Regions from separate parts of the Mus musculus genome. Here all the other regions are linked to region 1. Evidence: chromatin loops called from intact Hi-C (ENCODE). Cell type or tissue: heart. All regions are shown on one strand. Links, peaks and the distances in the headings refer to the core of each region. The heading gives the core; the rest is flanking DNA.

What was found. Hi-C counts contacts between places; a loop is a spot of excess contacts. Peaks named below come from ENCODE experiments on the same cell type or tissue, not always from the same donor. Only the 100,000 strongest peaks of a DNase experiment are listed, where the experiment ranks them.
Region 2: it touches region 1 in a loop (9-fold over the local background); 13 of 42 quality-filtered maps call a loop at or near these places.
Region 3: a loop joins it to region 1, with 8 times the contacts of the local background. A loop is called at or near these places in 11 of 42 quality-filtered maps.
Region 4: a loop joins it to region 1, with 2.2 times the contacts of the local background. A loop is called at or near these places in 15 of 42 quality-filtered maps.
Region 5: it touches region 1 in a loop (3-fold over the local background); 13 of 42 quality-filtered maps call a loop at or near these places.
Region 6: a loop joins it to region 1, with 4 times the contacts of the local background. A loop is called at or near these places in 9 of 42 quality-filtered maps.
Region 7: it touches region 1 in a loop (6-fold over the local background); 14 of 42 quality-filtered maps call a loop at or near these places.

Annotation. Positions count from the first base shown.
Region 1 is chr14:34,078,658-34,082,989 of GRCm38, forward strand. The region is part of intron 1 of A630023A22Rik (RIKEN cDNA A630023A22 gene); the gene reads right to left. Among named protein-coding and RNA genes, the nearest start is that of Anxa8, 5.2 kb to the right of the region's middle. In heart, for the core only: a CTCF peak has its summit at 1,854 (motif pointing right); a DNase peak (open chromatin) is centred at 1,874.
Region 2 is chr14:34,399,125-34,403,456 of GRCm38, forward strand. Mmrn2 (multimerin 2) reads left to right here. Exons shown (of 7, transcript NM_153127.3): 6 at 1-499; 7 at 3,789-4,332. The coding sequence ends at 4,171. Among named protein-coding and RNA genes, the nearest start is that of Mmrn2, 26 kb to the left of the region's middle. In heart, for the core only: no CTCF peak of the experiment used is centred there; a DNase peak (open chromatin) is centred at 2,217.
Region 3 is chr14:34,152,470-34,156,801 of GRCm38, forward strand. No RefSeq gene overlaps it. Among named protein-coding and RNA genes, the nearest start is that of Npy4r, 2.2 kb to the left of the region's middle. In heart, for the core only: a CTCF peak has its summit at 2,280 (motif pointing left); no DNase peak of the experiment used is centred there; H3K4me3 peaks cover 221 bases; H3K27me3 peaks cover 1,420 bases.
Region 4 is chr14:34,370,451-34,374,782 of GRCm38, forward strand. It overlaps Sncg (synuclein, gamma), which reads right to left and starts at 4,219. Exons shown (of 5, transcript NM_011430.3): 1 at 4,010-4,219; 2 at 3,221-3,262; 3 at 2,806-2,933; 4 at 407-466; 5 at 1-115. The coding sequence starts at 4,130. The coding sequence ends at 95. In heart, for the core only: a CTCF peak has its summit at 2,395 (motif pointing right); DNase peaks (open chromatin) are centred at 681, 2,361 and 3,311; H3K27ac peaks cover 108 bases.
Region 5 is chr14:34,355,751-34,360,082 of GRCm38, forward strand. It overlaps a transcript of Fam25c not described here. Among named protein-coding and RNA genes, the nearest start is that of Fam25c, 2.5 kb to the left of the region's middle. In heart, for the core only: no CTCF peak of the experiment used is centred there; a DNase peak (open chromatin) is centred at 2,551.
Region 6 is chr14:34,547,003-34,551,334 of GRCm38, forward strand. The region is part of intron 10 of Ldb3 (LIM domain binding 3); the gene reads right to left. Among named protein-coding and RNA genes, the nearest start is that of 9230112D13Rik, 26 kb to the left of the region's middle. In heart, for the core only: CTCF peaks have their summits at 2,581 (motif pointing left) and 3,862 (motif pointing right); DNase peaks (open chromatin) are centred at 1,729 and 2,349; H3K4me3 peaks cover 1,586 bases; H3K27ac peaks cover 1,542 bases.
Region 7 is chr14:34,233,412-34,237,743 of GRCm38, forward strand. Shld2 (shieldin complex subunit 2) reads right to left here. Exons shown (of 10, transcript NM_001360074.1): 10 at 3,622-4,175. The coding sequence ends at 3,937. Among named protein-coding and RNA genes, the nearest start is that of Syt15, 16 kb to the left of the region's middle. In heart, for the core only: a CTCF peak has its summit at 1,816 (motif pointing left); a DNase peak (open chromatin) is centred at 1,770; H3K4me3 peaks cover 655 bases; H3K27ac peaks cover 293 bases.

The DNA.
Region 1 (4,332 bases), core at 201-4,200:
AGCAGGCAGAAGTCGGGTATTATAAAGAAGTCACCTACATTTTAACCAATATCATGGGGTCACTAAATCTGACCAGGCCCAGACACCCAGTCCTACTATACTACCTGAACTGAAATATCCATGCAGGCTGGACACTGGGTGACATACGGCAGCCATGGAACAGCTGGCTGGTGCCTTCTTACCCATAAGACTTACCCTCTGGAGGAGGAGGGTCCCCAGAAGAAAAATATCCCAATAATAAAGAACTCTATTTCTTTCCTGAATCTCTTAGGTAGAACTGCAAGCTTGCTAACACTCCCCAGGCCACATCAGAATGCACCCCCAGCCTGCAGGGGCATACCCGCTTTGTCAGCTGGGGAATGCCCACAGGAATGGAGGTTAGTCTTGGGGCCACAGACTAAGCAGGTGTCCCCAAAGCACTCTTCACCATGGTGAGGAACCAGACCCAACAGACTCCCCGTGAGTGGCTGTCACACCACATACTTCTTTCCTGTTCTCTCCCACCCACCTTTCACGACATCCCTGGGAAGCTGTGAGCTGTGCTGGCGGAAGAGAGCCCATCACCATGTCCCCACCCAAGCATGGCCTCCCCAGCAGAGTCCCACACCCGCCTCCAGCCTACAGAAGGGGTCTTGTGTGCGTGCTAGAGCCGGGCCCACGCAGCAGGAAGACGTTCCATTCCTTATGTTCAAGAACCAGGGTCTTGTGTGTGAGCTCACCTCACAGAGCCTGTAGTAGCATGCACAACGCCTGCACAAGTTCAGCCAGATGGGGGAAGTGGACACCGGCTCCCACCTCTAACAAACAATCTGTGATTGATACCCACTGTCAACAGAAAACGGAAAAATCACTTTTCTCCAATGGAGTCTCACTAGGTGTATTAACACGTTTTGGTGCAAGCCACACACAGGGTGGTACTTGGCAAACACAGGACAAACTCAATGATATTTTTATAGACATGGCGTCTCATTTTGCTTTGTTTGGGTTTTTTTTTTTTATCTTATTGACCTTTGGCTTGTTTATTTTTATTTCTGGGGTGTGTGTGTGTGTGTGTGTGTGTGTGTGTGTGTGTGTGTGTGTGTTGGCGTTTTGTTTTGTTTGCTTACTTGTCTGTTTAAAGGGAAAGAGAAAAGCATATGATGTTGGGTAGGTGGGGAAGAGGGTCTGGTAAGAACTGGGGAGGGGGAAACATGGTAAAATACATCATATGACTTTTTTTCAATTAAAAAAATAAAGATGGGTCTGAGTTATCAACAGCATTATTGCTGCACTGGTTTTCCTGAGCCGCCTTGACTGAGCACCTCAGACCGACACCAAGCATCTCAGACCGGCTGCAAGGTTGTCAAGGAGACATATCGTTTCCTTGGACAAAGGAGAGAGTAGTGACCCACTACTACCGGGCTCAGGATCCCGGTGGTAGTTTGGGCATGACAGGCACCAAGGGTAGAAGACCAAGCAAGGTTCGGCTCAGGAGCCTGGATTTAACTCAGGGGTCCCAAATCCAGAGATGTAATTCCTTGTGACTAAAATTCCTGCTGCTTCCCTGTTTTCCCATTGTCTGGGGATGAGTTGAGCCTCTCAGGAACAGAACCCAGAGAGCTATGGATCTAGTGGGACTTGCCAGGTAAGAAGGAGGCCAGGGCTTAGTTTATGAGGTGGTCACAGGCCACATCTGTAGAACATCTGTAGAAGTTATGACCACGGGATAGAGGGGACTGAGAGTATCTCCTGTGTGCACCACACCCCTGCTTAGGGTCATTCTGCCTTGGTGACCTCCCACATTCTGCCTTCTGCGCCTAGGCTGTCATCCTGAGGTCTGGGGAATGAGGGTGAAGGAGCTGATGTTAGTGCTACACTATTCCACAAGGTGGCGCCCAGCGCTTACATTTGTTCACTAAACCGCTCTCCAAGTTCCGCTGGGTAGGCCAGATACAGCGCAGGCCTTTCCCTTTCTGCAGATGTTTCTTGAAAGCGCCAAGAGTCTGACAATGCCTAGAAGCAGCACCCTGCATCACTCTAAGTCCCCAAACCACACAGCCCCCAAACCAAAGAGTAACTTCCTGTCCTGAACATCAGAGAGGTGCTGGGACCCACCAGCCCTGAGCCAGCTCCACTGTAAAGGGCTGACCAATAGGAGTTCTGGATTCTCCTAAATAAGTGCCCATCATGAAGCTTGGCCCTCCCTTTCCCCCAGTATCTTCTTACTCATTCCCGGAGACATCACCGGGTGGTATTCAGGGTAGCACAACACCTATAGTACTCCAGCAGGCGTGGTGGTTTTGAACCATTCTTTGTGTTATCTTCCTCAGCCAGAGCTTGAACCTGGCCATCTGCTAAATATACAGCTCAGATATCCTTTTATCCGCTCCATGAAATCTTCCAATTTGTACAATATAGTCCCATCCCATAATTTAAGTTTATTTTAACCTTCAATTTACCACACCTTCATTTGCTCTCCAGTAGCACCCCTGAGCCAGGCCCATGGTCTACTCTTACTCCAACAAGCTAAATGTCTCTGTTTTACACACACACACAAAGATACCTACCCCATCTTATTTCAAAACAGTCTCATTCTATAGCCTAGGTTGACCTGGACTCAGTATATAACCCAAGCTACCCCAATCCCATGATAACCCTAGTATCTTAGCTTCCCGAGAGTTGAGCTTATCGGTCTGAGCCACCACACCTATCTTTGGCTTCTTTGCTTGTGTCCATGATCAGGTTAGAGCTGCAGATCCAGGTGGATGGATGCGATTGTTCGTCTTTTCTGTGCCTGCCCTGGGCTACTGAAGGCTACCAGTCGAAAGCAAACACCACAGATGCCTGTCTACCAACTGCTCACATGGGCTGATGTTTGCCAACTTAACCAAAGCCCCCAGGCTAAGCACAACTCACCAATACAGAATTCAGCTAAAAGCAAGAGATCCATTTCCCAAGTATCAGAAAATTTGTAAGGGATATTATAATCAAAGAAACTTGAAGCCAAATTATTGGATGATTGCTTAGAGAACTAGGGCCAGGCCAGGAGTGGTGGTGCACACCTTCGATTCCAGCGCTCAGAGGCGGGGGCAGCGGGATCTCTGTGAGCTCATGGCCAGCCTAGTCTACAGACTGAGTTCCGGGCCAGTCCGGTTGTAGAGAGACCCCGTCTTACAAACTAAAAATACAAAAGAACAGGGATTTTGCATAAAAGGATGAAAAGCCAGACTTTAACATTGGAATCTTCATCCCTACAAGCCAGAGCTAGGGAAGGCTGACCCTAATCCCAACTTCCTAAAACAACACCAAAAACCTCATCTGTACCCAGAACACACCTCAGACGACCTTCTCTCATATAAACTATGGGAATCCACTGCTCTGAGACTGAAGTGAGATTTATAAAAACAAATTGCAGCCCATTGCAGCTGATAGAGTGCGACAGGTTTCAGCAAAGCCACCTCTAGAGTCCCCTTACCCACCCATAGTGCTAGGGCCTATGGGAAATTTTTCTTGCAGAAGAGGATCCAGGAGAGAGAAAATCTTCAGTATCTAAACAAGGAGAGTCAAGAAACAAGATACAGCCGGGCGTGGTGGCGCACGCCTTTAATCCCAGCACTTGGGAGGCAGAGGCAGGCAGATTTCTGAGTTCGAGGCCAGCCTGGTCTACAAAGTGAGTTCCAGGACAGCCAGGGCTATACAGAGAAACCCAGTCTCATAAAACCAAAAAAAAGAAACAAGATACAAGAAAGATTAAAATCTAGTGCCAGTCTAATGTGAGTATGGTGTTCATATTTTTTCCTTCTTACAGCTATGTATGCTGATTACAGAATTATGCTTGCTCCAATAAACAATATTTAAGATGTGTTTTAAAATAATGAGATGAGAAGCCAAGAATGGAGGGAAAAATAGAACAATCCGGAAAAGGCAGCGTTTGAAAAAGGGTGAAAGTAACGTTTTTGAAAGCAAATGGACTTGGAAATTTAACGTGGCTGGATGGAGCTGAGAAGAGCGTTGGACTCTCCAGGGTGTGGCCCCGAAAATTGACTTTGGCTGTAGGAGACAGTGGCATCTGAGGACCAGATGAGAGGCAGCAGTGTGTGGCAGCTCTCCACCCTCAGTGGTCAAAGGTGACAGGAAGATGCCGGAGCAGAACACACAAACCCACAAGCTGGGTGTACTGCCTTTCTGGGTAGAGCAAACAGGGGAAAAATCCACGGCACAGCCTGCTATGATGGGGAGACCCAGAGGGTTTAGACCCCAGAAGGCCTGCGGTGGGTGGATACTAAAAGGCAAACTGGGCAGAGGCAGAGAATCACTCCACTCAAGCTGCAGATGCCGTTGCTGGGCCTCTGT
Region 2 (4,332 bases), core at 76-4,075, 320 kb after region 1:
CAGGCGATTGGTTGGGAGGACTTGGCCACCCGGGTGGAGGCATTGGAGAAGGCCGCAGGTGGCTTTGTGGAGCAGCACCCACAGTTGGCAGAGGGACTTGAGCCCAGCCACGACTCTGGGAGAGAGGAGGAAGCCATGACTTTGGCGGAGCTGGAGCAGGAGATTCGGCGCCTGAGTTCTGATGTCAAGCAGATTGGGCAGTGCTGTGAGGCCTCCTGGGCTGCCTCCCTCAATAGCTCCCTTGAAGACCTACACAGCATGCTCTTGGACACCCAGCACGGCCTGAGACAGCACCGGCAGCTCTTCCACAACCTCTTCCAGAACTTCCAAGGTCTGGTGGCAAGCAACATCAGCCTAGACTTGGGGAAGCTGCAGGCCATGTTGAGTAAGAAAGATAAGAAGCAACCGAGAGGCCCAGGAGAATCCCGGAAGAGGGATAAGAAGCAAGTGGTGATGTCTACAGATGCACACGCCAAAGGTCTGGAGCTCTGGGAGACAGGTGAGTGCCTGGGCCCTGGAGACTGACTCTACGAATCTAGGACAGGGCTCTCTGCCAACTCAGGTGCTCCTTTCTCCTACTGGGGAGTGGGCACAGGGTACAAGAAAGCAGGATCATTGGCCACCACTACTACCTTCAGGGCTATGGGTCTCCTCTGCTTCCTGGAATATAGGGAAGTATAGATCCCAAGAATCAGTTGTAGTTCCAGAGCCCATGAGTTGGCCGAGGCCCTAGCTGTGGAGCAGAGTCTCAACTCTTCACACTCACCCAAATCCCAGTCTTTCGTCAGCTCGCCCTGCATGCTGGGGACAGGGGGTTGGAGCAGGGGGTCATCTGTCACGGCAGCACCCCACAAGAGGTAAATACAGGGAACGGCCTTCTGCTCAGAAGGAAAGAGCCCTCTTGGTAAATACAGTTGGCGGTGTCAATACCCTTCTGGATCTTTCCTGGGCTCAGCCTTAGCTACTCAATCATGCAACCATTATCATCATATCTTACCTTAGTCTCTAGAAATGACCTAACCCAACCAGTGAGCAGCAGAGAGAGGCTGCCTCTCAGCTACAGCAAGCCCCCAGCAGGCGGATCCCCAAAGGCTCCACCTACACATGAGTGGTTACAAAACCTGACAGCTTCATTCCCACCCCTCCTCCCGGTACAAGCTTAGCATGCAGGAACCCAAGCAACTCTCCCAACTCCCCTAGCATTTCCAGAGAGCTACATGTCCTTACAGTAACCCCTGCATCTCTTTTCCTCTTGTGAGTGGTACAAACTCCATCATGGCTTTTACCATTTGCCTATAAGGTTAGGGTTAGGTCAGGGTCTGTTTACTCCTGCAATATTTCTTTTTTTTTTTTTTTAAAGATTTATTTATTCATCATATGTAAGTACACTGTAGCTGTCCTCAGATACTCCAGAAGAGGGCATCAGATTTCGTTACAGATGGTTGTGAGCCACCATGTGGTTGCTGGGATTTGAACTCGGGACCTTCGGAAGAGCAGTCGGCGCTCTTAACCACTGAGCCATCTCGCCAGCCCGCAATATTTCTTTTTCTTTCTTTCTTTCTTCTTCTTCTTCTTTCTTCTCCTTCTTCTTCTTCTTCTTCTTCTTCTTCTTCTTCTTTCTTCTTCTTTTTCTTCCTTCCTTCTTCTTCTTCTTTTTCTTCCTTCCTTCCTTCTTCTTCTTCTTCTTCTTCTTCTTCTTCTTCTTCCTTCTTCTTTTTCTTCCTTTTCTTCCTTTTCTTCCTTTTCTTCTTCTTCTTCTTCTTCTTCTTCTTCTTCTTCTTCTTCTTCTTCTTCTTCTTCTTCTTCTTCTTCTTCTTCTTCTTCATCTTCTCCTTCTTCAAGATTTATTTATGTATGTGGGTACACAGTCACTCTCTTCAGACACCCCAGAAGAGGGCATCAGATCCCATTACAGGTGGTTATGGGGCATCATGTGGTTGCTGGGATTTGAACTCAGGACCTCTGGAAGAGGTCAGTGTTCCTAACGGCTGAGCCATCTCTCCAGGCCTGCAATAATTCTTTACTGCCGAAAATATTTTCCCCTTTAAAAACACTTTTCTTGTAAGAAGGCCACAGAGCTCGACTTTGAGCCCTGCAGAGAAAGTCACCCCTAGTTTGCACAGTTTTTCCATCTTCTAAAGCCCATAGTCTTCCTTCCTCTAGGGCATGTGGACTCTCAGATGCAGGCAGGCTGAAAGAACAAGAATCGCCAACAGAGGGTGCTGTAGAGTAGCCACCTTTCAGCAAGGCAAGAGCCCCATCTGCTGGGTGCTTCGGGGACTGAAGCACCAGACCTCAGTTTTTGTTTTTTGTTTTTCTGTTTGTTTTGGTTTTTCGAGACAGAGTTTCTCTGTATAGCCCTGGCTGTCCTGAAACTCACTCTGTAGATCAGGCTGGCCTCGAACTCAGAAATCCACCTGCCTCTGCCTCCCAAGTGCTGGAATTAAAGGCATGTGCAAGCACTGCAAATCAAGAATGCTAAGGTTTGCTTGTGTGGTCGGGATCAGCAAACGTTCCCTTTCTAAGCTTCAGTTCACCCATATGAAATGCCAGGGCTCTGTGCAACACTCTGGAAATTATATTAACATGACTAACCAGAGCTGGAGAGATGGGTTAGCAGTTAAGAGCAGAGGACCTGGGATCTGTTCTTAGCATTCACATGGCAGATCACAACCATCTATGAATTCTATTCCAGGGGATCTGGTGACCCTTTCTGGCATCTGTGGGCACCACTCATGCATGTGGTACGCAGACATACATGCAGGCAAACTGTCCATCCACATAAAATAATAATTAGAAAAATTTTAGTCCGGCAGTGGTGGTACACACCTTTAATTCCAGCACTTGGGAGGCAGAGGCAGGCAGATTCCTGAGTTCGAGGCCAGCCTGGTCTACAGAGTTCCAGGACAGCCAGGGCTATACAGAGAAATAGCCGGGCAGTGGTGGTACACACCTTTAATTCCAGCACTTGGGAGGCAAAGGCAGGCAGATTCCTGAGTTCGAGGCCAGCCTGGTCTACAGAGTGAGTTCCAGGACAGCCAGGGCTATACAGAGAAATCCTGTCTTGAAAACAAAAACAAAAACAATTTAGATGACTAGCCAGAGGGGGCCTCCCCCTTGCCCAGAAAAAGCCTTACAGTATAGCTCAGATTGACTTCAAAATCAAGATTTTACTGCCTCTGTCTCCTGAGTTAGAATTACAAGCGTGAGCTACTGTGCTGGCTTCAAGAAGTTTCTCAGTCCTTTTTCTTTATGGTCTTGTGCCCACTTTTGGTCAAAACCACCATTCCTGTTCCCAGTACTAACATTATTTTGAGGATAGGCACTATTCTCTTTCCCACACGATGTCTCAAGATACCTAGCAGGTAGGTGCTGGGACGACTTAGTGGCGGAGCACACGTCTAGCATGTGTGAAGTCCTGTGTTCCATCCCTAGCACTGATGTGGAAGGAACTATCCCTGGCAGGTAGCAGACATCTAGGAGTTGGATACTCAGGTTTCTAGCACCGCCCTCCCACGGCTCAGGTAGTCAAAGACACTTATCTCTCTAGAGTTGAAAGGATCAAAGAAAAAAAGGGCTTTGTTGAGGATCAAAGGAGAAAATGCATTTGCCAGCCAGCCAGCAGATCTGTATTTCCCTTCCCCTATCTCTGAAATGACACTGACTGTCTAAGACACACCTCTGGGATGTGATGGTATCTAGAAATGGTCTCCGGCTTCTCATGCAATTAAGGTGAAGAAGGGAGAGTTTGGCAGTGAATGGATAACTGACTGTCTCCTCTACCTCAGGCTCCCCTGTGGCCTTCTATGCCGGTTCTTCAGAAGGGGCCACTGCTCTGCAGATGGTGAAGTTCAACACCACATCCATCAATGTGGGCAGCAGCTACTTTCCTGAACATGGCTACTTCCGAGCTCCCAAACGTGGCGTCTACTTGTTTGCTGTGAGCATTACATTTGGCCCAGGCCCAGGAATGGGGCAGCTGGTATTTGAAGGTCATCACCGGGTTCCAGTCTACAGTACGGAACAGAGGGGCGGGAGCACAGCCACCACTTTTGCTATGGTAGAGCTACAAAAGGGTGAGAGAGCGTGGTTTGAGTTAATCCAAGGGTCAGCAACCAAAGGGAGCCAACCAGGCACTGCATTTGGGGGCTTCCTGATGTTCAAGACCTGAACCCTGGGCTCGGCTCAGCTTGTATCAGACATGGTAGATCCGCCTGCTGCTCTTAGACTGAGGCTCTGGCCAGCAAAGGCTGGAGAACATCTAGTGGCCTAGCTCTTCCCTGGACACCTTCTGCAAAGACCCTGCGGCCAGCAGCACGTACCTTCTTCTGG
Region 3 (4,332 bases), core at 115-4,114, 74 kb after region 1:
ACTAGATCTGTTCCTCAGCCCCAGCCACACCGCTGGTCCTTGCCTGTGCCGGGAGTCCACACCCGCCCACAAAACTCTAGCACCGCCCACTTTGGGAGCCGCACCCACAGCCAGCCCCCAGGAGGCGAGGTGCTGGCAGCCCTAGAGTCAGACACACAAGTCAGCCTGCCACTTGCAGGCAAACTACACTGCATGTATACGCTCTAGCGCACGCTTCCTCCTCCTCTCTCTCAACCTGTTTCCTCAACCACGGAATGGACTTAAAATGTACTTTCCTACAGTGGGGAGTGGTTGCATTTTAATCCCAGACAGAACCTGGGAGGCAGAAGCTAGAGTCTCTGGGTTCCAAGAACATGGTGAAATCCTCGGGAGAAATCCAGGGATGATGGATAGACACCAGACACCTTTCATAAACTCATTCTACCTATTCAGCCCAACATGAACTGTGAGCCTTTTTGTCTGACTGTACACACAGAGCTGAATGACACAAGATCTGGTTCCGATGTCATATCATCAATTCAGAGCTCTGAGGCCTGGAGAAGCAGAAAAGAGTTAAGCACAGAAAAGGAATGAGTTAAGCTCCAGAGAGCAAGCTGACCTGTGTCCTCTTTAGATGGTGACCCAAAGAGAGGACACAGCAAGGCCTGAGGCAGGGCTGGGGGGGTTATTAGGGCAATGTGGCCAGAGGGAAAGAGGTGGGTGGGCTTCCAGAAAAACAATCAAGACAATCCTGAACAGACAGGCAGGGTTGCAGCAATGGATTCGATGATGGAGCCAGGTTATTGCTTCTAATACACTAAGGCAACCCCTCCCCCAAAGAGGCCGTGTGGTAAACTCATCTGAGCTTAGTGGACCTCCTGGGGTAACAGGATCATCCACACACAGGAACTCTTAGGTGGATCCCAGTGGAAATGGTTCCTAGCACTGTGGCCAGTGGTCCTTCAGAGGTGTACCTAAAACTGCACAGAAATTACCCTATTTATTCATCACAGCTGCTCTGAGAGCTGGGTATCCTCATCCCTGCCTCCCTGGTGAAGCAACAGGACCACAGCTGAGCCTAAAGTCGCTCCGCCCAGAAGCAGCCAGATTTGGGGCATAAACCCTGCTACGCCTTCAGGCTTCTGCTCACTGGCTGTGGTTTGTGCCTCTTACCTCTTCCTTAGGGACCACTCTCATCCCAGGTGGACAGGCTGCAATATGCTGCTTCTCCTTCAGGCCACCTTCCATGGCCCGACTGCATAATGCACTCCCACAAGCCTCCAGCTCTGCGCACAATCGAATGGGATGGCTGGACGATACCCTTGTCTCCTCACTCTGTATCTTCTTGTGTCTGTCACCATCCAGGCCTCCCATAGGTACACAAATGGAGGCAACTCTGACAGAGGAAGAAATTTATTTTACAGGACCTGATTATAATGGTAGCTCCTGGGAGGAGAACATCTGAAATCACTGGCCATTTAGAAGCCACTCAGCTCCAACAGAGAGAACCATGAACACTAGCTCCTGTGCGTATGCAGGAACTCAGACACCATCACGGTCACTGTCACCGTCCCAGGGCACTTATGAAGGGCCTGGCTGCCTGTAGAGCCTTTGGAAGCCAGCTTCCACAAGAACACATGAGAGCCACTACCAGTTTCAAAGGCCTGAGCACCCATGGGCTGGAGACTAACAAAGGAGCTAGCGGGAAGGGAAGCAAGCACCACTCCTGGGCCGGCTGCAGTGCTCACACTTACTCTAACTAGCTGTGCTCATCCAGATTCACTGGTGAGAAAACTGAGCCTTGAAAAGTGGGCTATTAAGCCGGGTATGGTGGCACATGCCTTCAATCCCAGCACTTGAGAGGCACAGGCAGGCGGATCTGTGTGAGTTCCAGGCCAGCCTGGTCTACAAACTGAGTTCCAGGAGAATTAGGGCTATTACACAGAGAAACGCTGTCTTGCCCAAAGAAGAAAAAGAGGAGGAGAAGGAGGAGGAGGAGGAGGAGGAGGAGGAGGAGGAGGAGAAGGAGGAGGAGGAGGAGGAGGAGGAGGAGGAGAGGAGCAGGAGGAGGAGGAGGAGCAGGAGGAGGAAGAGGGATAGTAAGAACAGGAGGAGGAAAAGAAAAGTGGGATATCCTCCAGAAAATTCACCTTGTACCTGGGAGGACAGGATTTAAGTCCAGGATTAAATGTCCTTTTCTAGGACCATATGACCCCTTAGAAGGTAGGTAGCATCTTGTAATTTACATCCCTAGTGTGACCAGTATTTTTCACACTATTAGACACTTTGTCTCTGCTGGGAAAAGGAACAGCGCCCTCTAGTGGTCTAGCACTGTGCTGAGCAGACCTCAGCACAGTGCTTCTGAACCATTGGGGGGAGGGGGGAGGAGCATATCACATGTTTACATTATGATTCATAACCGTAGGAAAATTACAGTAATGAAGTAGCAATGAAATAATTTTACGATGGGGGGGGGGGTCACAGCAACACAAAGATCTGTATTGAAAGGTCTCAGCACTAGGAAGATTGGAAACCATTGTCTTAGCGCAAGTACATCTAAAGAAACCACGTGGAAAACCCAGGAATATCCCCGACTCTCTGGTATCCCCACTCTCTGGCATCCAGGACCAGCTGACCTATCTGCAGAATTCTGCTGGCAGGCTGCATTCCCCAGGTGTGACTTCCCTTCAGCTGGAGGAACAGCTGGCTCGCCTGATCTTCCTCAGTGACTTGGAACCGGGCCTCACTGCTCACCCCTCAGAATGTTCCACAAGAATCATTTTGGAATGCAGGGGGAAGCATCAGGTGCGTCCAGCCCTCCAGACTTCTGGTAAGGCTTTTCCTAACCCCTGAATGTTTCTTAATCTCTCAGTTCACTCAAGGTCAGTATATTCCTTGGCCCAGTGAGCCAAGCTGGGGTCAGAAAGACAGACTTCTCCTTGAAGGAAGATTCCTAAGACTTGAAGTCAGGCCTACTTATGGCTGCTGTCCCCACTGTAACAGCCAGTGTGGGAAGTGGTCACAGTCTGGACACAGGAGCCATCTCGTTACTTACAGTGGAGCTGCAACTAAACTCCACAAGGGCTGTTGAGAGAAAATGTAAGCTGTGAAGAAGCACCCACAGATGGAGCTATACTCTCTCCCTGGGCTCCCACACACCCCTCGCTCTCCCCCCCCCTAAGGATCAGCCACGTCTAGCTTAAAGCCATTATTCACGATAGTCCTAGGAGGACCTGGGGTTCAGGCGTAGTGAACAGCTATAATCACCCTGAGCACTATTCTTTGATTGTTGCCTCCCTTAGATTTACCCTCCATTTATCACTGTGTTTAGTGACCACCACGGAGTTCGTTTGTAGATAATGCTCATCGAGCCTATTTTCCACACTGGAAGTTTGTTCTCATTGTCGGAGAGCCAGGCCTGTATGAAATGTGCCTTTACTCTCCCCCTCCTATGCAAGTGCACACATGAGTGCATGCACACACACACACACACACACACACACACACACCCCTGCTCGTTCTAAGCAAGCCATCCAAGCATGGCCTAAGAGCACAAAGCTCCCACGGGTAAGGCATTTGTCCTAATTCTCCCTAGAAGATGCCACATCGGCCGCCCAAAGGAGAGCGCGTTTGCTCTCTCCTATAAGCAGTCGCCAGCAGGCTTAGAAAACGAACAGCACAGAGAGGATGAATCAAAATGATCTCAAAAAAAAGAAAAGGAAAGCAGGTCAACGTATCAAAAGCTTCCTCTTGGGTTTCAGATTACAGACATAGTTGGACCCATAACAGAGACAGATTGGCAGGAAGCAAAGAACCTAAGGGGAAAAAAAAGCAAGAGAAGACCCTTGAAAATACAACATAATTGCTGAAAAATTTTAAACACTTCAAGTCAAGTGTGATGGCATAGTCCCGCCATCCCAACCATAGGAGGATCATAAATTCAAGGCTACCCTTGTGACGTAGCAAGACACTATTTCAAAAGTAAATAAATAAAAGTGAATTTAATATAAGTAAATAATGTTTTACTGCAAAGGATGGCAGAATGGATTAAGGAAATGTCCTGTGTTCTAGGGCAAAATCTCAGCAATGTGGAGAAGAACAAAAAACATAGACAATTAGCATAAGTGGTCATCAGCATAGACAATGAAAGTAAGCTGGCATTGGGCAGTCAATAAAGTGTCTAGGAAGGGAAAGGCAAGACGGTGAAAGAGCAAAACGACAGACCCAGTCAAGGCAGGATGAAGAATTCTCTCTCCATAGTCCACCGCAGAGACACTATTGGGAAGGTCATTTAAAGGACGTGGGTGGCACCAGGACTAAAGCATGAAGGTGAGCTGCCAGACACAGGCAAGG
Region 4 (4,332 bases), core at 213-4,212, 290 kb after region 1:
GGGCACTCTAGGCAGGGCATTCAGTGTGCCAGGTTGAGACAGGGTCCAAGGCAGAGGGGTGTCCCTTGAGCCTCTGTGGTTGGCTGGCAGCCTTCTAGTCTTCTCCACTCTTGGCCTGGCAGAGAAGAGAGGGCAGGAAGAAGAGGGGGAGGGCAGGAGGGAGGGAGGAAGGGAAGGAAGGAGGGAGGGAAAGAGACTTGCACCCATTTCCAGGCCCACAATTCTCCTTGACCACCTGGAAATGGTCACTCATGGAGCGGTCAGGCACTCGGGTCCCTGACTGCCCTACCCACGGCACTGTGGGAAGCTGTGGAAGGTCTCCCAGGACCAAGAAATGAAAGCAGGGCCTCTCTGGCTCAGGTCTCTATGGCAGAACTTTCTGGTGCACCCTGGGAACCCCTCTTACCTCTTCATTCTCCTCTTGCTCTTTGGCTTCTTGGTCCTGTGCAGGGGGTTCCAAGTCCTCCTACAGGGGAGCAAAGGAGACACAAGGCTATGGGAAGAGACACGGGCCCTCAGTTGCCATAGCAGGGTCTCCCCTGTCAGGTCTCACAGATGAACAGAGGCCTTCCATCATGTTTCTGTGCTTAGAGGGTCTGGAGGTGCCAGATACCCTCCAAGCCAGGCATCATCTCCTGCAAGCACATCCCAAGTCATGGGCACCTGGCCCCTACAGACTTAGGCTCCTTAAGCGAGGAAGCCTGGAGTGTGTGCAGTAAGGAGAGACCCTTGAGTCACACAAACCCCTCCCTCAGGCTGTATGAGCATCGAATGCCATCACTGTTCACAGAGATCCTGAGGATAGGGGTCAGGGCCTAGATACTATTGCATGGCTTCAGAGTTCAAAGTATCAGGGCTTCAGGTCCCTCTCAGGTACTCAGGAGTGTGGGTCACTCTTCCGGCCTTCCGGATGGACTCTTGGCTCAGGCCTGTCTTCCATCTCCACAGCATTTCCTTCACGGTCATGACGGCAGTGGGTTTGGAACTAGACTGATGGTCAGTCTAGAGTCTGTTCTCAGAACGTATCTGTGTTAACTTGGGGTTAGGGTATGATGTCACAACTAGTTCATGGGTCAACAGAAAATGGCAAAGCCCCAAGGGCTCAGTAGCATCTTCTAGGTTAGCAAGGGTAGCCTGAACTTGCTCCCAGGATCCTTCTTGCCAGTGGCTTGGGAGTAAGCTTCCTGGGATGACTGCTGTGCTGGGAACAGTGGTAATGATGATGACAGGTGCTGTCTTAATTAGGGTTTTACTGCTGTGAACAGACACCATGACCAAGGCACTTCTTATAAGGACAGCATTTAATTGGGGCTGGCTTAATGGTTCAAAGGTTCAATCCATTAGCATCAAGGTGGGAGCATGGCAGCATCCAGGCAGGCATGGAGCAGGAGGAACTGAGAGTTCTACGTCTTCATTTGAAGGCCACGCTAGGAGAAGGCTTCCAGGCAGCTAGGGCAAAGGTCTTAAAGCCCAGGCCTACAAGGCCACACCCACTCCAACAAGGCCACACCCACTCCAACAAGGCCACACCCCCTAATAGTGCAGCTCCTTGGGCCAAGCATAAACAGACCATCACAGGCACTAACCATGTGCCTGGCAGAATTGCATCCTAGTATCACTTCTCTGCCTCCTCCCAAAGCCCTAAGGTGTAGCATTTCAGATGAGGAAATGGGTATAATCCAGAGAGGATCTTCTCAAAGTCACACAGCCTGCAGAGGTGCACCTACACACTCCAGTGACAGGAGACCCTGTGCTGGCCCTGGAAGCAGGTGTTTGGGGTGAGTGACCCCTCCCCTTTCTCCTGCTCCTTACAGTAGTCTTCTGTGGCATTGGCTGTGTGGGAAGCCTAGGGCTGCACCATTGGGGTTGCCTGCTGTAGTGTGTGTGGCTGACCATAACAGGTCTTTGGAATTAGCTTCCTTCCCAACCTCCATTCTGGAATCCCCATTCATGCACAGTCCATACTCAGTCTTTCAAGGGTGTAGCTCAGAAACTGGCCACTCACGGAACCTACGTGCTGGCAGAGACCAGCCATGTGACCGTGGTGCATCATATCACCTAATCTCTCTAGGCCCTTCCTTCCATATCTGGTTTGGTGGAATTTGGGGCCCCATTAAATAGGTTAGTAAGTGTAAAAGACTTAAAGCAGAGCTTACTCTTTGGCAAGTGCGGAGACAGCTCCTACTTCTGGCATCTATCCCCAGAGAGCCTGATGCCCCTGTTTTATCCACTGCCTGCCACATGCGTACATACACATGCGCATCCATTCACACATGCATTCCACGCATATGCGTTCACACACATCTCTACCCTACCAATAATGCACATACAACCCACATGTTCACACAAAGACCTCAGCAGAGGGTGGAGTCGGAGCCCTGCCACTTGCCCACCACAAGTGGGCAGTGTTGCCATTACTGCTTCCTTGGGAGGTGGAAGCTAGACCCTGGGATGAGGGAGGGTTGGATAAAAGATAAAAGGTAGCTCTGGTGGTGGCTTTCAGCTTTAGCCTGTCACCATACACTGCCCTTGTGATATGTATTTCCTGCATGCCAAGGGGATGGGGCTGGCCATGGTCTGCATGTCGCTTTCCTTGTGCATAAAATGAATCCCAAGTCCCCACTCTTGGAGTGTGATGGGGATTCCTGATATGAACAGGTACAGAGATACCAAGTCGCCCCAGCACACAGTGGGTACTGTCTGTAAAGTTAAGCAGTGTCTAGTGCTATTTACCCGTGTGTTCACGAGGGCAGAATTGCCTCCTATTGCTGGGGAGCCTAGAAAAAGGACATGAACCAGGCTTACCTTGCGCACCACCCCGGTGGTGACCACGATGTTTTCAGCCTCCTCCACGGTCTTGTTGGCCACTGTGTTGACGCTGCTGACCACAGCTTCACTCACGGCATTGGCCTGCTCCTTGGTCTTCTCAGCCACTGCAGAGGATTCTGGTTGGACTCAGCCCTGGCCCCCTCCACTGCTGCCTACCCAAGCTGAGGAGAGCAACCCCTTCCCAGAGCCCAGATGCCTGATGCCTGACTTCTAGTTACTTCGATCCCTTTGTCTGACTCTAGGGCAGAACAATGTGATGGTCTATCTTCAGGGCATGTAGTGGTTTGGGTCACCAAGGGCTTAGGGCTCCAGTTGGTACAAAGAGGACTTCAGGTATGGACCCTGGATATAGGGCAGGATTTGTGGGGTCCCCAGTTCTGGGTCATCTTACCTGAGGTGACACTTTGTACCACGTTCTCCTTGGTTTTGGTGCCTATTGGAGGAAGAGGTGTACAAGCGGTCAGGGCAAACAGCTGGACACAATGTGGGGGCCAGGAGGGGATGAGGATGGCGTCTGGGGACAGTAGCCCCTTCAAAAGGCCATTTCCTGCTGTGTCTGAAGGACAGAGGACAGACGGGAAGGAGACAGGACAGGAAGAGGGGACAAAATAGACCAGGCCTGAGGTACTGTTACTGGTAGGGCTATGGCCCTTGCATGGGCGTGGCCCCGGCCTCAGAAGCAGCAGCTGAACAGGGCAGAGAAAGCTGAGTCACAGGATTAGCCACCCCTGTCCCCTCTTTAGAAAGAGCCCAGAATGCTGGGGGTGGGTTGAACACTAAATGGGACCCATTTTCACAGACTACCCTTCCCCTCTAAGCCAGGAGTGGCCTGGCTCAGATGCAGCAACTCCCATTGGAGAAAGCGGGGTCCACCTGAGCAGATCATTACCTCAGGGTCTCCAGGTTAGGAGACTCCAGGCATGTGTGTGCATGCTTTTGAGTGCCCACACGTAGGTGTGGCACTCCGGTCCTGTCCCACTCAGAGTCCCTTCCCCCAGAGTATCAAAGACAATTAGATACTACCATATTCTCCAGGGTGTGCGACCCTGCCTCAACAATCAGAATTTCATCTCAAAACGCTTTCTAGAAGCTGGGGGAATCTGCAGAGGGAGGCATCTGCCCTCCATTAGGGACCCCTCCACCCTGCCCCGCCCCGCCCCGCCCCACCTACCACACTCACCCACATACATAACCCCCTCCTTGGTCTTCTCAGCTGCCTCCGTTACTCCCTGCTTGGTCTTTTCTACAGCACCCACAACACCTTCCTTGGCAATGGAGAAGCCTTTCTTGAAGACGTCCATGGTGTTTGCAAGGATGGAACCTGGCTGCTGCAAGCTATGGACTGGAGTGCTGCCGCAGCCGCTGTCTCTGCTGCTACTGCCTCTTATTGACGCAGATGAAATATTGATGCTGTGGCTGCTGGCTGGAGCCCAGCCAGCCCGGGCCAGGGTGGGGGCAGGGAGGGCGGGCCAGAGAGAAGGCATGCCTCACGGGGATACCAGC
Region 5 (4,332 bases), core at 225-4,224, 280 kb after region 1:
CATGATGTCAAGACCTCTGGGGTGCCTGTCAAGAGTCCTGTCTGTGGCCTAGTCAGCCTTCTAAAGCCTAGCACCAAAGCACCCCTGAGGCCAGACACAAGTGGTCCCATTGCCAAGGACCCTGCCCCAGCAGAACAGCCAAGTAGTCGCCCCTAGACAGGGGGCTCAGAGTGTTGCCTGACCGTCTGGAGGGCACAGCATTGACCCATGTGGTCATCCTGGCTCAGTCAGCTGATTTTCTCTCATCTTAGCTCCCGGGTTACCCAGGACTGGGGCAGCCAGCACATGGGGACATGCTGGCCGCTTTGTACCCTGGGGCGGGGGGGGGCAGCTTCTAGGGAAATCTGTGAGTTTAACCGTAGCCACTTCACTTCCCATATCCTAGACAATGAGGCAGAAGACCCCATCGCCACTTGTCTTAACTAGAATTCCCCCTAGGAGCAGTTCTACAGTTTCCTGGTGTGTCGGATACAGAGGGTCAGGGTGCCTCCCTCATTACTCAGGATAGGCAGAGATTCCTCAAGCCACATTCCACATATTACCTCCCTTAATCACTAGTTCAAACAAAGCCTCAGTTTCTCCATCTATAAAATGGGATAGCTATGTCTTCCTGGCTGTGTCATTGATAGTCAGTGGGTCAAGTACACAGGTTCTTGCAAATACCTGTTCCCTCCTGCTCATCCAAGAAATTCCTCTAGACAGTAGGCCCTGCTCACTACGGCAGGGGACCAAGGCGCAGCTGGGATGTTAGACCCCTTGATGCTAAAGAGATGAGGGATATGGACTCCATTGACCTAGGGCCAGGGCCAGAAGGTCATCCAATGTCCCTATTTACATAATCTAGACTATGGCTAACATCTCTTCCCTGTTGAAGCCTCTCTCATCCCTCAAACCTGCCCTGCTAGGTATGACACGACTTAATTAGTGTTTACCAGACGAAGGGCCCTCATAGCCCATGCCCTTTAGAGCTGAGGTCCTCCCACATTCCTGTGTGGTATTGGTAGACCCGGACTGTGATTAAAGGGTGCTATGGGCAGCAGGACCTCCGGTCACATAGCCAAGCCCCATCCATATCATTGCTATCTCCTTGGGGCAGACGTGGACAGACAGGTGACTTGGAAGAGCCCTTCTTAAGAAATAGAAGGCAGGGAAAATGATTACTCAGTGGGCAGAGCACTTGCCACATAAGCCTAAGGGCCTGAGTTCAAATCCCCAGGATCTGCATAAAGCCGGCTCCAGTATGGAGTGTCCATAATCCTACAACTAGTCCAGGAAGATGGGAGGCAGAGGCGGGAGAACCACAGGATGCTTGTGGACTGTCTAGCCTGGTATGTACAGTGGGGAAAAATATGAGACTCAGTCCCAAACAAGGTGGCCGGTGAGGGCTGATACCCTATGTTGTCCTCTGACCACACATATGTCACAGCACACACATGCCTGTTGCAGTCATACACACAATGTACATATACACAAAGACCTTTTTAAAAGAGAGAAAAGAACACAAATATGTGATTTTTGCTACTCGTACAACTGGAGATATATGCGTGTGTGTGTGTGTGTGTGTGTGTGTGTATACATACATACTCTCATGGCTGCAAAAATGACCATGAAACTAAGGTCCCTGGAACTCAAGTAAGTCCAGTCCTCCCTACTTTCCTCACTCAAGACAAAGTTCCAGAGTATTCCTTCCACTTGGGGTGTTAGGCTGGGAAAGGAGTGTACTGATGGGGGGTGCTTCAAAATGCATGGAGATAGTTTTGGAACCATCAAAGGCCCTGTTTCCATTGAGAGTGCATGTGACCCCTACTCTCATAAGGGTCCTCTCTTGCTATTCCCCTGCCAGCTTTAGAATGGCCTCTGGACCCCTCCCTATAAACCCTTCGTTGTTCTCAGCTTGGCTCTCCTCTCTGAAGCTCACTAGCCCCAACAGACCCTTGTCAAAAGTCAGCCCACACAGCCCAAGGTGCTGTTCCTTCCCCCTGCCCTTCAGGCCCTGCTGCCCAGGAACACTGCCCTTCCTAGGACAGCGTCTCTGGGTGAGCACTCCAGTGATGTCACTCGACTACCCTTTGCCCAGACACACACACCCCCAAATGTCAGGAAAAGTCGAGGGACTAGGAGAGACCAAACCATCCAGAGATGGACTTAGGTCCCTGACCCCATGGCTCTGGCCCTGGTCCAGTCTTACTGGTCATTCAACTCCAACTGTGACCTGTTCCCTGGTCTCCCAAGCCACCCCGAGTGTCCTGAGAGGTCTTCTGTGCTCCTCTAGACTCCTGAGAATGGATCCCTTTCTAGCCAAAGATTCTCCTAACCATGACAGATTCTGTGTCACGGGGTAGCTTTCCTCACCTGCTTGAGACTGAAGATACCTCAGGTGGGAGAGTCTGCCCTCCATTGCCCCATCTTGGAAGACACTCCAGGGGAGCAACCCTTGAACACAGACACCCAGGCAAACCTATCCTGAGCCAGCAGGCCAAGTCTAGTCTTCCCTGGGTCAGAGAGAATCTGGCTTTAACAGGAGTGAACCAATTTTCCAAGCAGAATTTGCTCAGCAACCCAGTCTGGCAAAGGACCTGCTGGCTGAATCATCAAGTCGAGGAAAGCTGATTTTTTAAATACCGATTGCCAACTTAGCAAACACCAGTGCTCTTTTTAAAATATTTACTCTGGGTGGCTAAATACAGAGACTGCTGTCTCATGTCTGTCTAAAACATCCAAAGGGTGGTCGTCCATCCTGCCTCCGCTGCCTCATACTTCAGCTCGCAGATCTGAGTTTTTGTACTGTATACTGTACCCACAAATCCTGCACATGCTGAGTCCTCCCAGTCATAGCAGAGCCTTGTTCATCCAGACTCTCATAGACCTGGCTTGTGGGTCACCAGAGGAAGCTACACCCAACAGGCTGTGTCATCTTACACATATTCAGGCTATCAGCAAGATTCCTGGTGGAAACCAGAGAGCTCAGAAAGGGACCATTCACAGGGGCAAACAATAACAGACAGTGGGACACTAATCATCAGGAATTATAGCAACTATTATCTCTCTAGATATCTCGGGGGGACATAAGATCCCTGCCTCCTGGAGCTGTGGCTGTGGAAGAGTCAAGGGACAGAAGCTGCCGCCATCATCCCAGAAACATGGACACATCTAAACCATCCACAATGGGGAAGCTGCTGAGAAAATAGCTACCTCTTCAGCTTCCAGCCAGCATCTTCCTTCCCTCTGACTGGTCTCAGTTAGGCTCAGAGTCAGGAGCCCAGGTAATGCAGCCCAGGAGAGCAGTCCAGGGGAGCTGGTAGAGAGTGTGTGGGTGTGGAAGGGGATCAAAATACCAGCTTATCCTTCCAGAAACAGTGGCTTAATTCTAAATCGCCTCTCTCTCCCCTCCTTAGAATTGTGTGGGACAACAAAAGAAAGAAAAGAAAGCCGGTATCAAGCCTAATTTCAGAGTTGGTACGGCTGCTGTGAAAAGCAGTGTGGTGATTCATTGAAATCCTGAAACCAGGAAGATATAATCCTGGTTCCTTCTGCTGCAGACCCAAAGGAAATGGAAAGGCTGTCTCAAAAAATACCCATACCCCTATGTTCTCTGCAGCATTAGCCACAATAGTCAAGATGGAAACAGCCAGATGTCCGTCAAGGAAGGGTGTCTTAGCTGGGTGTGATGCTGCAAGTTTGCAGTCCCGAACTCGGGAAGCAGGAATATCAGGAGTTCAAAGTCGAGCCTCAGCTACATAATGAGCTCAAGGCTAGCACGGGTATGTGAGACTCGGTCTCAAGAGAAAGAAAGAAACAAACAAACAGAATCAACCAAACAACTAAAACCAAGCAACAAAAAGTAGCTAACAAGAGTTTACTATGTATGCACAACACAATGTTAATCAGCTTGAAAAAGCAGGCTTTGCCATTTGCCTCGACATTCTGCTAAGTGAAACAATCAAAGTGTAGACAGACAAATGTTGAATGACCTCACTTGTATGTTTAGTCTACAAAAGCCAAATCCACCGATGCAGAGAGTAGTGGTGACAGGGATGGCACACTGAATAAAAGCACAGATCTGTGCTGGCCGCGGGGCTCAGGTGGGAGGGTTCTTGCCTAGTGTGCATGAAGCCCCAAGTCAGATATGGTGGCCCACACCTCTAATCTCAGCACTCCGGACTCAGGTATAGGCAAGATGATTAGACATTCAAAGACACAAGCTCCAGGCCAGCCTGGAATCCACAAGTCCCTGTTCAAAAAAACCAACCAGACAACCAGATTACCTTCCCACCTAGGCAGGGCTACAGAATACCATGAAATAATTAGCCAGCAGGAAGTTACTCCAGGTTG
Region 6 (4,332 bases), core at 152-4,151, 470 kb after region 1:
TTGGAAACAGGGTTTCTCTGGCTGTCCCTGGAACTCACTCTGTTGATCATGCTATTCTGGAACCCAGAGTTCTGCTTGGCTTTGCCTCTCAAGTGCTGAGATCAAAGGCCCAGCCAAGCTGTTTGTTTTTTGACATATAGCCCAGGCTAGTCTGGAACTCACTCTGTATTCCAGGTTGGCCTCAACAATTCAGAGATCCTGGTATCTCAGCCTCTTGAGTGCGGGATTACAGACATGTGCCTCCACACCTAGCTCTAAAAGGAATTAGGAATGAAAGCCGTGTGATCGTCAAGCCATGGCCTTATGTACTAAGCACCTGAAAGGCAGTTAGTCTAAATTGAGATGTGCTATTCAGTTTAAAAATCTGAAGACTTAATAAAAGAATATAAAGTATCTTAGTAATAATTATCTTATATTGATTGTATGTTAAAGCTGTTTATTTATTTTTAAATTTAATGTGTGCAGATGTTTGCCTGCATGTATGTCTGTGTACCTCATGCATGCCTAGTACCTAGGGGAAGCCAAAAGCGTGTTGGATTCTCTGGGACTGGAGTAAGTTGGCTGTGGGTCCTGTGGAAGAGTAGCTAGTGCTCTTAACCACGGGTCTGCCTCTTCAGCCCCTTGTTTGTGTGTTGAGCCGGGTCTCTACGTGTTACCCAGCTAGCCTCAAGTGACCTTATTTCTCAGCTTCTGAAATAGCTAGCATGCATCTGAATAGAGTCCAGCTCTGAACCATTTTTAATATACTGAGCTGTGTCTGGAAAAACGTCCCAGTGGTTAAGAGCATGTACTAGTAAAAGACTGGAATTGGATTGCCAACACTCATGTCTCATGGCTTATAACTGCCTTAAACTTAAGCTTCAATGGATTCCACACCTTCTTCTGGCCTATGTAGGCACCTGCGTTCTAGTGTACACACACACACACACACACACACACACACACACACACACACACACGCATTTGAGGCTGAAAAGATGGCTTTGGAGAGATGGCTCAGTGGCTAAGAGCACAAGCTGGGATCCAGGTTCAATTCCCAACCCCCTCGTGGCAGCTTACAACTGTCTGTAACTCCAATTCCAGGGGATCTGACGCCCTCACGTAAAGGCAAAACACCAATGTACACACAATAAAATAAAATATTTTTTAAAAGGTCAGGTGCAGTGGTGCACACCTTTAATCCCAGCTCTAGAGACCTGATCTACAGAGCAAGTTGAGAAACCCTGAATAAAGAACACAAAAAACTCAGAAATTTTCATATGCTGAGCTAAATAAAAATGTATTTAAATCAATTTTACCTGCCTTTTTTTTTTCCTAAAAGTGTCTGCCTCTCGGATGGTTCTTTGCAACAGTGGCTGCCAAGAGCTACTGGCTTTCACAGTGTTGCACAGGAGTTTGTGTAATAGCAAGAGGCAGAGTACTTGCGAGTCAACTTTACAGACAACCTGGAGAGCTTAAGTGGCTACTCGAGGTCAGCCAGCTTGCAAGCTTCCTATCTGAAACGCACCCTAATCAGCTCCTCTAAACCACTCCGAATGCAGAACCAGGCTCCAGCATGCTCCTTCCAAGTAAACCCCGCCCTCGCCCACCTTGCCTCCCTCTCCAACCGCTCCTTCGGTAGGGCAGACATTCTCTTCCTCCTATCCGAGGCTTTCCTGAACCGCCTTCGTTTTCCAAACCCCTACTCAAGGCCCCAGAGAGGAAGGCTGGAATCCTGGACCAGGTTCCTACCTCCTACCCGCTGGGGCTACAAACAGGAGGAGGACTTTCTCTTCCGGGCGGTTCGCCCGGGCAGATCCCTGGGGAGGGGGAAGGAGAAGGGAGAGGACATGCGGGGAGCACGGTCCCCTCTCCTCTCAGCTCCTGCCTGCTTCGCCCCTCTACGCTCCAAATGCCGTAAGAAACCTGATATCCCATCTCCGAGCCCCGGGCTGTTGCTATTTCTACGTGACGGAATTAAGCCGGTTCGAATTAGAAGGTGATATTTCATCTCTAATTGGCACGTTCAAAGGGCTCCTATCGCACTTGGCGGCCCCGGGACTGTGTAATTAAACAACAAGGTGATCTGAGTCACTTAGCCCGGGCTAAGTCGCCGGCAAGCGCCCGGGTCGCCGCCCGGCCCGCAGGCCGACGTGGCCATCCCGGGGACCAAGGTGTCCTCCGCCCACTGGCCCCAGGTGTTCTGGGGAAACGGATGCCCAGCCCAGGCGCCAGAGATAAGATGCCGGCTCGAACCCCGCCCTGCCTCCGTCCCCCACCCCCCGGAAGCTGCGGCCGGGGACTGGCCGCGAGCGGGCTGCTCGTGCTCGGCGGCGCCCAAGTCCCCGCAGCCCAGCAGAGGAGCGGGGTGCGGGCCCGTATCCCCGGCTGGCCTGGCAGCCTACCAGCCGCCCCCGGAGCCCGTTGCCAACCCAGCCTCCCTGGAGAGAAGGAAGGGTGGAGGCAGGCCTCTCCTCTGCTCCAGGCAGGGATGAGTTAACGTCTGCACAGTCTGGGAACCGTGGAAAGGCCTTGGCTCCTGCCGGTCTCCGCCGCCCAGGCCGCTGCGGGAGAAGCGGCTGGAGGGCCCGGCCGCCCCCTGGTGGGCATGCGGGGACAGGACAAGAAAGGTGCCGGGAGGGCCTGCGGTGCTGCTGGGAAAGGTCTGCACCTGACACTACTCCTACCGGCTTCTGCAAACGCCTTCCTGTGTTTCCTGGCCGCACTGAGTGATCATTCTGTCTCCTACGTAGGAGATTTGTACCGCTCCCCTTCCAAAATGCCACCTCAGCCTGTGGAGCTCTGACTTCAGAATTTCCTTTCCTCGGCCCAGAAGTGCAAGAGATGGCATCAGACTACAGATATTATTTTATCTCTGCAGATATAACAAGAGGTTATAGAAATCCTATCTTACTCAAATGAGAAAATTCAGGTCTGAGAGATGAGGTAGTTTGCTTATTCCTTACAGCAGGCTGGGTGTCCCACCCATGCTAAAATGTTTCCTGTCCATACTCAGTTCTGTTGTCGGTGAGCTTCATAAAGCAGGGGACTGATTCTGTCGCTCTAGTCAGGAAAGCCTCAAGAGAAAAGCTTCCTTGGGTCTCATCAATGCCTTATCAGGATGTGTTCTGGAGCCTAGACTTTGTGTTATTCTTTATCCCAAGTCTACTTGGCCAGTTCACACTTGTAGGACACAAGCCCCCTTCCTTCTCCCTTAAAATAACCCGTCTCTTTTCCCTAAGCAGGCCTGTAACTTATTCCCTTCCTCGTTTTACCACAAATGGTTTGTGCATTGGAAAAGTGTGTGTGTGTGTGTGTGTGTTCATGGGGTGAGGTCATAGGGTATTTGGGAAATGACACCTTTCATTCGATTTTGCTATGAACTGAAAACTGATCTTTAAAAAGTCTATTAAAAACTGGGTGTGGTGGCACATGCGTATAATCCCAGGACTTGGGAGGTCCAGGAAGGAGGATCAACAATCAGCCTGGTCTACCTGAGCTACCCTGCCAACAAACACACACACACAAAGTCTATTAAGATTTTATGTGTAAAGCAGAGCATAGTGGCACATGCCTTTAATCCCAGCATTGGGGAGACAGAGCCTGATCTACATATGGCGTTCCCGGACAGTCAGGACCACATAGAGATCTCATCTCAAAAGCAAAACAAACTATATAGAGAGACCATATAGTCCATAGTAGTTTTGAGTGAAGAAAAACATTTGTATTGTAATAGTAAATGAAAAATCATCATTGCTTTTTATAAATTCAAGATGAATATATATATATATATATATATATATATATATACATATATATGCATGCTGGACGTGTATTTTTTTAAAGATTTATTTATTTTATGCATATGAATACACTGTTGCTGTCCTCAGACACACCAGAAGAGGGCATCAGATCCCATTACAGATGGTTGTGAGCCACCATGTGGTTACTGGCAATTGAACTAAGGACCTCTGGAAGAGCAGTCAGTGCTCTTACCCACTGAGCCATCTCTCCAGCCCCAGAAGTATAATGTTTACTTGGAAAGTATATACATACCTAAAATCCTATTTTATCAACCTATGGAATGGCTATCAAGGGATAATTAAAGGAATACTTAAGGCTCACTCCCTGTGTGTGCACAGCTGCCGGAGTATAGAGTGTAAGCTCATGACCTCTTCCTGTTACTCTATGATTACCCTCCTGCCTCGGGTGTGTGTGTGTGTGTGTGTGTGTGTGATGCTAGGGATTGAGCCCAGAGGCCTCACCCATACTAGGCATACACTCTACCACCAGGTTAACACCTCCATCTATCTATCCCATTTCTTTATTGGTTGAATGTATCCTCATGGCAAG
Region 7 (4,332 bases), core at 145-4,144, 150 kb after region 1:
GTGTTGTAATTTGTGCAGTCATTTGTCAATTATGCTTTTCTTACTTTTCTGTGTGGAATGTCTGCCCAAATTACTTCAAGAGCCATGAGCAGCCTGTGCTCATCACTGTCAGAGGATAATTAGCAGAGGAAGGGAGATTATTTTTCACTTTCTTGCTACTTTCTGGTCTCCCTTGAGCACTTCACAATTGGAATTTACCCAGAATTCTGTTCATAAGAGTTGGAAAAACTGGGTTGGCAAAATGGCTCAGCGGGTAAGAGCCCTGACTGCTCTTCCGAACGTCCTGAGTTCAATTCCTGGCAACTATATGGTGGCTCACAACCACCCATAATGAGATCTGACACCCTCTTCTGGTGTGTCTGAAGACAGCTACAGTGTACTTAATTATAATAATAAATTAATTTTAAAAAGAGTTGGAGGAATAAATTTTCAAAACTGACTTCCTTTTCCAGACAAAGGCAATCCCCTGCTGTAAGGGATTTGAATGGTGTTGCTGCAACAAACACTGTAGCAAACCAAGGTCGGTCATGGAGTGGTGGGGAGACCTCACTAAAGGGAGGTCCTGGAAGTTCTGCAGCTCGAGGTTCCTGCCCCTCAGGAGATCTTCCTCCTTGCCACATTCAGGCTCCGGCTGGGGTGACCAAGCACCTGAGAAAGGGGTGTGGTGGGGGGAGGTGGGGGAGGGGAAGGATGGACAGAAGCACAAGACGGAGCAATAGGACCCAGGCAGTGAGTTAGCTATAGCTGAATGCTGGAAGTGTGGACAGTCTACCTGTGGAACCAGACACTACTAGAGGAATTCTACTTAATTTACTTACTGCTCATGGTGATCAAAGCAGTCACAATACTGAGAAAAGAGGAAAGGGAAGGGGAGAGGAGAGGAGGGGAGGGGAGGGAAGGGGAGGGGAGGGAAGGGGAGGGGAGGGAAGGGGAGGGGAGGGAAGGGGAGGGGAGGGGAGGGGAGGGAAAGAAGTCATGGCACTTGTTCTAAGTTTTTAATCCAAGGAGCAGGGAGAAGCTAGCAACCTGATAAGAGAGTCTGAAGAGTTAATTAGAAAAATATAATGAAATAATTCACTGATTAGATTCCATAAGCTCAGCTCCTTCAACATAATTGACAAATCTCTTAATTGAGTTTAGCATGCAATTTTAAAACCAGACTGTAATACTTGACCATTATACTCCACTAATACTTTCTATGGAAGGAATGGTTTGCCTGAATCACTGTTTGCTTTAAGGAATTGTGCTTCACTGCGGAAAGGAGGAAGGAACAATCTCTTGGGAATTGAATAAGGTTTTGTACATCAGCGGGATAAGGCAGCACCCGAGCCCAGGAGAGATCCCTCCCATTAGCAGAGCAGGAAGGAGGACACGCTGCCTCCCAGTCCCCCGCAGCAAGAGAGCAGCTCTGGAGCTGGAATCAGACTCCAGGGGTCCGAGATGCTGTCGGTATTCCCTCTCATCAGAGCGCAGAACTGTGGTACTTTGCAGTCAGGGTGCGTGGAAAATAAAATCTTCCCTTCTTCCTCCTTAAACTTCTCCATCCCTCCCATGTTTCTGTGTAAATTAACCATTTGTCAGTAATGAGGAGGAGTGAAATCAGGCAAATAACCACCTTGGCTCTCTCGGTTTGAGCTTGCATTAGTTTGCTGACTGACAATCTTTCAGGCAGGAGTGAGCGAGCAAAGGTGGTCTGCCAAGGGACCCAGCCTAGCGCACTGTGTCCAGGGCAGGAGGGAGTAGACACGTGACTCAGAGGTGTGGCTTCCAGCTCAACCTAGGATAGCAGCCCGGCCTTCTGTGGTATGTCTCCACTGCCCTCTAGTGTTTAGCATCATGGTGGCCACGCTATGGCCACTCACTAGAATGGCTGTTACCTCAGAGCAAGTGGGGAAGGTTAGATCTAGAGCCAGCAGGCCACAAAAGCCAATATCCGGGGTGGCCCTTCCCAAGCACCACCTCTTCCTCTCTGATTGCTACACCTGATCAAGCACTATATAATCTATAGGCGCATACCATCTAAATATCTGTGATGTACAATGTACAGCATTACACATTAGCTAAGGAATGAGAAAAGGTGTATGCTAGTTTGTTTGCCCTCTTCATACTGTCCTTTGAGCATGACTCTTCTTGTGTGTCAGGGCTACACACCCTCCTGTGAATGGCATGGTGCTGTCTGTTATCCATTTACTGCTTGTGGACTCTGTAGTTTGGAGCTGTTACCTGGTGTGTAAGGATTCCTCTTTCCCTACATTCTCACCAATATTTGCAGTTTGTCTCCTTTGGTTGGGATGGAGGACTTTGAGTATAGTTTTTATTTGCCTGTCCCTGAGGGCTAGAGATGTTGGATATTTTCTTCATAGACTTAGAAACTACTTGGATGTCCTGGAACTCTAGACCAGGCTGGCCTCGAACTCACAGAGATCCTCCTGCCTCTGCCTTCTGAGTACTGAGATTAAAGGCAAGGGCCACCCCCACCCCCAGCTCACTTGTACTCCTTTTGAGAACTGCTTGTCATTTGTTGATTTTGTTTGTTGTTCTCTGTTCTAGATAGTAAAACACAGCTGACGGTTTCTCTCCTGACCTGTATGCTGTCTCTTTTCTCTGTGCTTCGCAGAAGTTTTAAAGTTATCTGCAGTTCCATTTGCCAGTTCTTGATCTTATTTCCTGAGCTACTGGAGTCCTTTCCATGAGGCTCTGCCTTCTACAGCCACACCAGTCCGAAGGTGCCAGGAAGTCCTTGCTTGTGTCTCTATCTTAGAAGTATTTTCCTTGTGTTTTCTGGTAGTAGTGTCAAAGTTTCAGATCTTAGAAGTATTGATCCATTTTGAATGCCTTCTGTAGTGGATGAGAGAATTCTCACGTGGTTTTCCCAGGACCACTTGTTGACACGAATGCCACACACACTGGTGTATGGCCTGGCACTGCTCCATCATACCTGCCAGGGGTGAGTTCTGCACCCTCTATTTCATTCCCTTCATCCACACGTCTGTCTGTTATTGTCATTGTGGCTCTGTGAAAGTGTCTGAAATCAGACGCTGTGCTCTCTGTCCTCAGGGGAGGCTCTGCTCAAGGGTGCTTTTGTTCCACAGGAATTTGAGGATTGTTTTTTCTATTTCTGAGAAGAAACTCACTGGGATTGTGCTAAGAACTACATTGAATATTGTAGCTTGCTTTCAGGGCTACAGCCATTTTCATGATACTAATTCAGTCAATTAACTTAAATATCATGGCAGGAGTCCCAGTACTCTAAATAGAAGCATTTGTGCCCCTCCCTTTGGCTATACTGAGACAATCGGTGCCAAGGAATTGGAATCTCTCCTGAAGTCTCCTGCTAAAGATGAAAAGGTGGTACCCTAGTCTAAGAGGAAGCTTGTCTCCCAGAAGGAAACTCCACACAGTGCTGACAACTTACAGGACAGACCAGGGGCCAAGAGCCCCACAGTAAAGTGTCAGTGGCAGGCAAGGATGGATACGACCACGCCTGAGGCCATAGCAACAGCACTGCATCCCTAGCCCAGTAGACACAGTTATAATGAAGGAAAGCAATTCAGTTTATAGCAGAAAGTCAGTGCTGGGGAGAATACCAACAGAAAAACAAATAATAAAAGCTTCACAGAATTTTCTTTAAAAAATTATGTATTTAGCACAATTATATTATGCTAATAAATTACCTATTTTAAAAACTCTAAGCAAAATCCCTGTCATTTCATTTCAAAAGATAGATCATAGGGTTGGATGGCTCAGCAGTTAAGAGCATTTTCTCAAAATCTACACGGCGGCTCACAACCATCTATTACTCTAGTCTCGGGATCTAACACCCTCTCCTGGCCTCTGTGGGTGCCAGGTACATACATGGTACACAGACATACACAGGCAAAACATTTACATACATATAATAAAAATAAATGCATCTTCAAAAGACAGATTGTTTCATCACTCCTTCCCAGGAATGCCTCCTGTGCCCTCTGCCCTTAGAGAAAGTCCTGGGCTCCACAGCTTACGTGAGTCAGGGCAGAAATCGAGTAGGGAGAAATCCTGTTGCAGTGGGTAGCTGTTCTCATCCAACTCGAAAAGGCTCTGGATCTTCAGCACACAAGGCTCAGCACTGACAGCCAACAAGGAATGGAGCAGGTCTGAGGCGACCATGCCGTAGGTGACCTCTGAGGAAGGCACTGAGGAAGAACAAAGCACACACGACACTCAGGACCCCACTAGCTGCACAGAAACACATTCTGAAGGTTTCCTGTCTCTCTTGGTTCCTCAAGCTTCACAGACTTACATCTTTCAGTTCTTGTTCTACCCCTCTCTTTCCAGCGTCCAATTGTTGAA